2 separate regions of the Homo sapiens genome follow, and region 1 is linked to region 2. The links are chromatin loops, found by intact Hi-C in ENCODE. Cell type or tissue: gastrocnemius medialis. All regions are shown on one strand.

The links. Peaks named below come from ENCODE experiments on the same cell type or tissue, not always from the same donor. Only the 100,000 strongest peaks of a DNase experiment are listed, where the experiment ranks them.
Region 1: a loop joins it to region 2, with 12 times the contacts of the local background. A loop is called at or near these places in 2 of 110 quality-filtered maps.

Annotation. Positions count from the first base shown.
Region 1 is chr21:34,359,032-34,364,031 of GRCh38, reverse strand. It overlaps KCNE2 (potassium voltage-gated channel subfamily E regulatory subunit 2), which reads right to left and starts at 26. Exons shown (of 2, transcript NM_172201.2): 1 at 1-26. The region is part of intron 2 of LOC105372791 (a long non-coding RNA gene); the gene reads left to right. In gastrocnemius medialis, CTCF peaks have their summits at 1,806 and 2,011 (motif pointing left); a DNase peak (open chromatin) is centred at 2,021.
Region 2 is chr21:34,600,379-34,605,378 of GRCh38, reverse strand. The region is part of intron 1 of RCAN1 (regulator of calcineurin 1); the gene reads left to right. Among named protein-coding and RNA genes, the nearest start is that of RCAN1, 12 kb to the left of the region's middle. In gastrocnemius medialis, CTCF peaks have their summits at 1,959 and 2,159 (motif pointing right); a DNase peak (open chromatin) is centred at 2,148.

The sequences.
Region 1 (5,000 bases), 240 kb after region 2:
CACCTTACAACCATCTAAGCCCTTGCAACTGCAGTCTGCAATCCTATGCTTTTATGAACCCACATGTTTAATCTAATCGTATGTGGAAAGTTAAATACTAACTGGCAGTTGGAATTCACCTTGGTGCCTGATGGGGTGTGTGCCTCAGGGACTCTGGCTTTGGGCAGAGTGGCACAAGTTCCTGCTCTGGGACCCTTCCTGCCAGCTCCAGCCAGGGCAGGGCCTGGGTACAGTGAACATCTTTCCCCAGAAGAAGTCTTCCTCTTAGGGTAGGCTTGGGGGACAACAGCATTCCCTGCCAGAATACGTGGGAAGGGCTGGGTGGGGTGGCTCACGCCTGTAATCCCAGCACTTTGGGAGGCTGAGGCGGGCAGATCACCTGAGATCAGGAGTTCAAGACCAGCCTTGCCAACATGGTGAAACCCCGTCTCTACTTAAAAATGTAAAAATTAGCCAGGTGTGGTGGCACACACCTGTAGTCCCTGCTACTCTGGAGGCTGAGGCAGGAGAATCACTTGAATCCACAAGGCAGAAGTTACAGTGAGCTGAAATCATACCACGGCACTCCAGGCTGGGTGACAGAGTGAGACTCTGTCTCAATGAAAGAAGAAAGAAGAAGAGGAAGAGGAAGAGGAAGAAGGAAGAAGAAGGAAGAAGAAGGAAGAAGAAGGAAGAAGAAGGAAGAAGAAAGAAGAAGAAAGAAGAAGAAGACGATGTGGGAAGGACAGGGCCCCAGGGAGAGGAGCCAAGAACAGCCATCTCTGGGTGGTTGGTATGGGTTGAGGGGGTCAGTATAATTCCAGGCAAGTGCCGTGTTCTGAAGACGCTAAATAAGCTAGATTCTGGTAAATACTCCTCCACGGGACCACATCCAAATGAGTTTATAACAACATTGTTGTCTTGTAAAAGAGAAACGGGCTGCAAGGGTACTAAGGTACTACATGGAGGAGCTGGAAGTTAAGTCCAACAAAGAGGTTTTGAGGTTTTTGTTTGTTGTTGTTGTTTTGAAACAGAGTCTTACTCTGTCACCCAGGCTGGAGTGCAGTGGCGCAATCATAGCTCACTACAGCTTTGAACTCTTGGGCTTGAGGGATCCTCCTGCCTCAGCCTCCCAAGTAATGGGACTACAAGTGTGTACAAAGCCTGGTTAATTTTTATTTTTATTTTTGTAGAAATAGGGTCTTGCTGTGTTGCCCAGGCTGGTCTCAAACTCTTGGCCGCAAAGGATCCTCCAGCCTCAGTCTCCTAAGGCGGTGGGATTACAGGTGTGAGCCATGGTGCCTGGCCCCCAGCAAAGTATTTAAAGACCTAGCAAGAGCTAAACATACTCTATTTACCAAAAGATCCTTTTCTATCATGGTGGGGACCCTTGGAATTGGGAGAACTGAGTCTTTATATTGGCTATCATTTAGGAGTGCTTACCATGTGCTTTTATCGTATTAACCTCAGGTAATCATTGCCACAACCTGATGTGGAAGGTACTGTGAACTTAGCCAAGGGAATCAGGGCACAAGAGGTCTGATGACATGGAGGTGGAGCCATTTGGATTTGAATCCAATTTAAATGGCAGCCACGGAAGTTACACTCACTCACTCAAAATCACTTCAAGGTCATGTGGGTGGTCATTACTCTGTAACTTGTCTCATGGTTTTGTAAAAGGAAGGTTCACTTTGTTTTAAAATTGGAGTTTCACATTAAATGGTGCTCTGAACCATGTGGCTTGAAGCACACTGGGTGGCAAGAGGAAGATAGCTAAGATTTAACATGATCTACAAATTATTGCAGAGTTAACGTTATTAGGTGTATTTTAAAGAAATACGAGGATCTCTGTAACTCCGCAAAAGCTTCTCATTAACACCATTTGTCCTCATGGGTTGTCTTCACTGAACAAGATAGGCAAACTCAGCCAGGAGGAACACTTTGGTGGTGTAACTGTGTTCACCATGCCTCTGCAGAAATGGAAGCAAAACGTTCAAGTAAGAATTCCGCTAGGAGACGGTGCCACCTGCTGGTGGGAACAGGGAACTGAGGCCAATCTTCTAACTCAGCCCTTGCGGTTTAACTTCACTCTTGAATTCTGGCGCCGAGGAGAGGGGAATCAAAGCAGCGTGTTGTGCTTTGGTAATTAAAGGCAGAACTGGACGGCGATGTGTCATGGAGGCTGGCAAACCAGGTGAGCAAATTACTTACTGTCCCTGGTCTTTGGATTCTTCGTCTGTAAGATAGAGATAAGAGTTCCTGCTCATTTGGCTTGTTATAAAAGTTAAATGTGATCACAGATATATACAGCACTTAGCACAGAACCTGGCACGAGGTAGGATAGTAAAATCTATAAATTGAAATGCAGCAAAATTCATTTCTTGTTTTAATAAAAGCAAATGTAGAATGTTTTACCCATTCAATGAAAAACTAGGTGGGAAAAAACACTTTAAGAAAAAACTTTTAAACAGAAATCACCAGCCGGACATGGTGGCTCACGCCTGTAATCCCAGAACTTTGGGAGGCCGAGGCGGGTGGATCACCTGAACTCAGCAGTTCGGGACCAGCCTGGCCAAAATGGTGAAACCCAGTCTCTACTAAAAATACAAAAATTAGCCAGGCGTGGTGGCACACGTCCGTAATCCCAGCTACTTGGGAGGCTGAGGCAGGAGAATCGCTTGAACCGGGGAGGCGAAGGTTGCATTGAGCCGAGATGGTGCCACTGCACTCCAGCCTGGCCGACAGAGCGAGACTCTGTCTTAAACAAACAAACAAAACCCAGAAATCACCAAATAAGGTGGTAGAAAGATATCTGCTGTGGCATAAATGTTTGTGTCCCCCCAAAATTCATATAGTGAAATTCTAACTCCCCATGTGATATTACTAAAAGGTAGGGCTTTTGGGAGGTGGTTAGGCCAAGAGGATGGAGACCCCGTGAATGCGATTAATGCCCTTTTAAAAGAGGCTACAGGGAGGTTGCCTTCCCCTTTCCACCATGTGAGGTCGCAGCTAGAAGGCACGGTCTATGAATCAAAGAGGGAGACCTCACCAGACACCGCATCTGCCAGTGCCTTGGTCTTGGACCTGCCAGCCTCCAAACTATGAGCAATAACTTTTTGTTATTTATAAGTCATCCAGTTTATAATTTTTACTATAACTGCCCCAATGACTAAGATAATATCTGAATATATCTATAATCACAATATCCTTTAAAATAAGTACCTATTAAAAGAAGTATTATTAAACTGAATAACAAAATAAAATCTAGCTATATGCTTCTTAAAAGATAAACATCTAGGCTGGGGCTGGTGGCTCACACCTGTAATCCCAGCACTTCGGGAGGGCGAGACGGGCGGATCACTTGAACCCAAGAGTTCGAGACCACCCTGGCCAACATGGCGAAACCTCATCTCTACTAAAAATATAAAAATCAGCCAGGCATGGTGGCATATGCCTGTAATCCCAGCTACTTGGGAGGCTGAGGCATAAGAATCACTTGAACCTGGGAGGCAGAGGTTGCAGTGAGCCAAGATCACGCTGCTACACTCCAGCCTGGGTGAAACAGCAAGACTCTGTCTCAAAAAATAAAATACAAAATAAAGATGCACATCTAAAATAAAAACAAATAAAAAGTTGAAAATAAGGTGATGAAAAAACATATCAAGCTAAGGCTAAAATGCAGACATCTAAGAAAAACTGAAATTTCAGGTGATCCATAGGATATTAAATGTCACTACAATTTGATAAAAGAAACAACCTGCGAAGAAGATAGTAAAATCATGGGCTTGTATATGGACTCAAAATATTCAAAGTGAAACAGGCAGATTTACAAGAAATTGAGGCATGCACAATGGTAGGAATTAGGTTTCAGAAACTGATAGATTTTTTTAAAAAGTAAACATATAGAATTGAGTAATAGAATTAATTACCTTTATAAAATAGATGGAGAGAACCCACACCTAACCAACAAATGATGTGCATTCTTTATAAGTGTCCATAAAACGGTTTTAAAAACTCACCATGTGCTGGGTCACAAAAGAAGTCCAACCAAATTTTTAAATATCAGCTTTATGTAGACTGGGTTCCATTACTACAATGCAGTTGAATTATAAATCAGCAAAAATATAGTCTGTACACCTTGATATATCTGAAAACCAAAAAATAAGTATATCATCACGTAACATATGGATAAAGAGGAAAACACATAAATAATAAGATATTAAATTACAAAGGAACTGCCATATATTTGAAAACTTCTGGGATGCAGACAATGTGAACCTTAGAGGCAAATTTATACAGTAAATGAATTCACTAAAAGGAAAAGAGGCTGGGCATGGTGGCTTATACCTGTAATCCCACTGCTTTGGGAGGCTGAGGCAGGAGGATCACTTGAGGCCAGGAGTTTGAGAACAGCTTGGGTGACATAGTGAGACACTGAGACTCTATCTCTATAAAAAAGAAATTGTTTAAAATTATCTGGGAATGGTGGTGCATAGCTGTAGCCCTAGCTACTCAGGAGGCTGAGGTGGGAAGAGGCTTGAGCCCAGGAGTTCTAGGTTAGACTGAGCTATTATGGTGCCACTGCACTCCAGTCTGGGTGATAGAGTGAAACCCTGTCTCTAAAAAATAAAAATAAATAAAAGGAAAATAATAGGAACTCATTAAACTCAAAAAGCAAAAGAACCAAAAAATAAACTAAAAATGTAGAATAAATGAAACTTTAGAACAAAAACAGAAAGGAACAAAAGAGAAAACAAATAAAAATAGAATCAACTAAATAAAAAGTCACTCTGGAAATACAATTTGAAGTTTTGGATGAAATATATAATTTGCCAGAAAAATATAAATTTCCAGAGTCAGCCCAAGAATAAATAGAATCTCCGCAGAAATCTATTTTTTAAATGTATCAATTTAGTGGATGGATTTACCAGCAGCATAGGCAAAGCTGAAGAGAGGATTAGTGAATTAGAAATCTAGTCAGCAGAAAATATCTACAGTGAAGCACAGAACAAAATAATAGG
Region 2 (5,000 bases):
CACAATCCCAAGGTGAGGTCCGACAATAGGCTGTCTACAAGCTGAGGAGCAAGGAAGCCAGTCTGAGTCCCAAAGCTGAAGAACCTGGAGTCTAATGTTTGAGAGCAGGAAGCATCCAGCGCAGGAGAAAGATGGAGGCTGAGAGGCTAAGCCAGTTTAGTCTTTTCACATTCTTCTGCCTGCTTTTATTCTGACAGCTGATTAGATGGTGCCCACGCAGATAGAGGGTGGGTCCGCCTTTCCCAGTCCACTGACTCAAATGTTAATCTCCTCTGGCAACACCCTCACAGACACATTCAGGAACAATACTTTGCATCTTTCAATCCAATCAAGTTGACACTTAATATTAACTATCACATATATGTAATGGATGTTTATGCATGCCGATGGCGTGCCAGGCAGGTGGCACCCTGCTGCTCAGGTGGAAGGCAGTGCCTGGACACTGGCACCAGGCAGACCCAGATTTGAATCCTGGCTCCATCAATCCATTCATTCATTCATTTATTCAACAAATACCTTTTGGGTGCCATCTCTGTTCTGAGCACTGTGCTGGTTGCAAAACCAGCTGTGGGGCCCCAGGCTGGCAGCCCACTTCCCCAGTGTAAGGAGGGCACAGCTCTAGACAGATCTTGGTGAATGACAAACACCACCTCTCCCTTCACGGAACTCACAGCCCACTTGCCTGTCATTCCCCACACCCTCATAAGGTAAATCAGAGTTTTCCATGTAGGAATCTGCTCAAAAAGAGCATTTCTTCAATGTGATTCTAGTTCTCTTCCACACAGCTTCTCTGGCTTACACCCGTACCCTGTTTTGTCCAGCATGTGGCTAGAGAGGAGGTACATTTCAGTCACTTAAACTTTGTGTCTTTAATTGGTCTTGGAAACATATACAGTACTGATCTGAGATGACCCCTGTGTCAGGGATGATTTAAATGACCCCAAGATGGCCGGGTGCTGTGGCTTATCCCTGTAATTTCAGCACTTTGGGAGGCTGAGGCGGGCAGATCACCTGAGGTCAGGAGTTGAAGACCAGCCTGGCCAACGTGGCAAAACCCCATCTCTATTAAAAAATACAAAAATTAGCCGGGCGTAGTGGTGGGCGCCTGTAATCCTAGCTACTCGGGAGGCTGAGGCAGGAGAATCGCTTGAACCCGGGAGGCGGAGGTTGCAATGAGCCAAGGTTGTGCCACTGTACTTCAGTCTGGGCAACAGAGCTGTGTCTCAAAAAGAAAAAAGAAGTGACCCCAAGACGGATTCTGTCCAGTTACTGCTTGAAGATTTGCCAAAAATAGCCTCACAAGGCCAGATCACTTGAGTAAAATGTTTCTCAAAACATCTGCCAACATTGAAGACTTTTCCAAATGTCATGATGGCAATTATTGATTGATAAGGTGACATGTCTCATCCACTTTGTCCATCCTGGCTTATGCCTGTCATCCAAGTGAAATCATTAGTAGCACCCTCTCCCACTCTGAAGCTTGAGTGATAAATTATAATTATAGGTCCTCTATTCACTTAGCACTTACAATCAATTATACTTACAATCAATTATAGGTCTCCTATTTACTTAGCACTTACCACTTGTGCCAGATATTTTAGGTACATCATCTCTTTGAATCCTTCTTACAGCCTTCTAAGATATATACTATTATTTCCCCATTTCATAGATGAAGGAGACTTCTTCACCCTTTATAAAAATAATAAGCACTGTGGAATCCCGGGGTAACTGGATATCCGACTCTGGGGTTCTCGAAGTCCTGGGACCAGAAGGTTCTTCCAAGGCTGTGCCTTTCATCTCTTCAGTGAGAAATTCGTGCTGAGAAGGGTGACGAAATTTCCTCAAGGGTGCTCAATAGATACTAGCAAAACTCAAAAGCAGGTCTTTTTTTCTTGCAGCCTGCTGGTTTTACTCTGCCCACTTAATTCTCCAACGAATAATGTTCTCCCCTTTCCCAGCGCCATCCAAAAGAACCCGGAGCATACAAACCGGGGGACTTCGGGAGTCCAAGCCAGCTGGAACCCGGTAATATTGCCAGGGAAGGCTGTCCCCAGGCCGCAGGTAGGGAGAAGCAGTCTCCAGCTTGTGGAGGGGCCGGAGAGCTTTGCACCGAGGGCCTGTCCAATGCTGTTCAAAGACCAGCGGTCGCCGCCGGGGGGCAGTAACTTCATGTGTGTGCTGCAGTGGAGCTTGCTGGTTGACTTACACTTTATTTCAGGCATCAAAGGCAAAGTGCACTTTCAGAAGGGAGAAGTCATGCCTTGTGCTGCAGAGAAGCTATTATTATAAAGATAAGTGTGTAATTGAACCTTTCAAGTGGAGAGACACCCCTCTCCCTCCAGCAGAAACTGTGCAGGTGAGAAAGCCGCTTCCTGAGTGGACCTATTCCCTGCTGCTGGGAGATGCTGCCCGCTTTGTTTAGAATACAAATAGGGGAACGTGCTCACCTGAAGGGGAGACTTTTGAAAGGAATGACCCTCCTCCTGAAGATGACTGAAATTATCAGCATTATTATGAAAAGAATATGAAATATGAAAATATCAGCATAAAGAAATACAGAGAGAGAACTCAGATGAAAACATTTTATTTCAGAGATAATGGGAATTTTCTGAGCTGGCTTCAGGTATTAGGTTACTCAGTAGATTAAGAAGGAAAAGCTTTTGCTGGTAGGCAGGTCACCCGGATGATTCCAGAATTACCACCACTCTAGTCAAGTAGTGACAGTGTTCTGGGCTGGAGTCACGATTCTGGGGAATTTGTACAGCTTCCCTCACATGCATCCCAACCTGTAGATCTCAGGTGGTCTGGTCCGCAATCAGTAAAACTGCTGTGCAGCCCCTCAAAACAGACCACCCTTCAGAAAAATTCACTGTGTTACAGTTCATGAACTGCCTGGAAACACCTGCAGGTGTTTGGAAAGTGATTCAGGGTTCATTTGTATTGGTATCTCTTTCTAGAATAGCTAAATTCAAGATGTATCTTTCAAACTAGACACAGGGTGAAATGGGGTGCGGGTATAGAGCTTGTTGGTTGTGGGGGTGACTTCCTGCATTTAGTGAAAGGGGTGGTTATGCAGAGGCAGCACAGAGCATTCTGTGTTGCATTTGTGGCTTGGAATGAAGTGGACCCAGCTGGCTGCCTTCGGGGCTGTGCCTGAGATTCTGAGCATCTTCAGCTTTGTGTCTGTAAAGAGGTCTAGATGGTGGCTTACTAGGATGCTGTGAGAATTGCATGTAGCATGGTAACGTTTGTGATCGTATCAAGGACAGGAGATACTCAGAAAATATTTATTTAGTCTTTATGAAGGATCTTGTTTTAATGTCAATGAATATGTTGTTACCAGTTTTATATTAGGTCAATGTTTAATTTTTTGCTTATTTTTCTGTGCATCTATTTTCTTTAGGTGCAGGTTTTGTTGCTGCTTATTAATCTTAGTAATTTTCATGGCTCAGCTGAGAGTGCAGTGAGTGTGAAGGTGTCTATACCTACACATGTGATCACTGTTATCTCTGAATCCTGAATGTGGACAGCATTCACCTTCTTTTTTTTTTTTTTTTTTTTGAGACAGAGTCTCACTCTGTTGCCCAGGCTGGAGTGCAGTGGCACGATCTCGGCTCACTGCAAGCTCCGCCTCCCAGGTTCACGCCATTCTCCTGCCTCAGCCTCCCAAGTAGCTGGGACTACAGGCGCCCACCACCACGCCTGGCTAATTTTTTGTATTTTTAGTAGAGATGGGGTTTCACCGTGTTAGCCAAGATGATCTCGATCTCCTGACCTCGTGATCCGCCCACCTTGGCCTCCCAAAGTGCTGGGATTACAGGTGTGAGCCACCGTGCCCAGCCTAGCATTCACCTTCTTTATAGATGGACACCCACCTTAGTTTAGAGTTGTTCTTGTTAAACTACATCAATGTACAGCAGTAAGGAGGGTTGGTCTGGATTCAAATCCCAGTTCTGCCAGTAACCAGCTGTGTGACCTTGGGCAAGTAACTTAACTTCTCTGCACTTAGGTCTCCTGGTTTATCAAGTGGGATTATAAAAGCTCCTACCTCCTGGGGTTGTGTTGTGAGGATGAAAAGACATAATACAAATAGAGGGCTTACAATAATATCAGGCTCATAGTAAGTATTTAGTATGAGTTAGCAATTTTATTAAAATGCAGAAATTACAGTGTCTACATTGCTTGCAGCTGCTTAACCTGTTCCTGGGACAGTGCCTGCCACATAGTAGGCACTTAATAAATATTTGTGTATCAGTGGAAGTAAAACATCATCATGAACAAGAAAATATTGTTAAGTCCATTAAATAATAAGCTTTATTTTCCCATGAGTAACTTAGGCACTTTCAGAAGCTGTGTGCATTTTTTCAGGCCAGGGGGTCCTGCAGCTTAAAAATTTTGCAGTGGTGTGTGCCTGCATGCATGTGTGTTTGTGAACACACGTGCATGTGTGTATGAAATGAACAGATTTAGATACTGAATATTCAGAATACCGCAGCACCATATATGCTATGCCAGCAGACTGGCATGGCTTATTAACACTTATAAATGCTTAGAAAAACCTGTATTAATTTCACTATAGTATGTTGAGACTTTGCTAAAAGGATGTTTTAATGTGAAATGAGCTTTGCTACAAAGTTGCAAACAACTTAAGACTCTAAACACTTTTTTGAAAATAAATCTCAACATAATGAATATGAAAGCCTCATGAACTATAAAGCATAAAAATCATTATTATTGAAGAAAGAAATCCTAGGCTTCTTAGCACAACTTAAAATAAAAATATTGCAATTGAGAAATAAATGCTAATGCTTGGTGGTGAGGTTTTTCTCCTGTCTCCTCGCCTCCTTTCCTTTCCCTCCCTCTCTCCTGATCTTCCCCTTCCCCTCCTTTCTCCCTTCTCTCTCTGGTTCCTAGAATGCCTTTTAGAGGAAAAACAGACCTTTTCAGAAATACATTGTCATCTGCTAAATCTCCACCTACTGCACCAGCCAGCCTCAGCA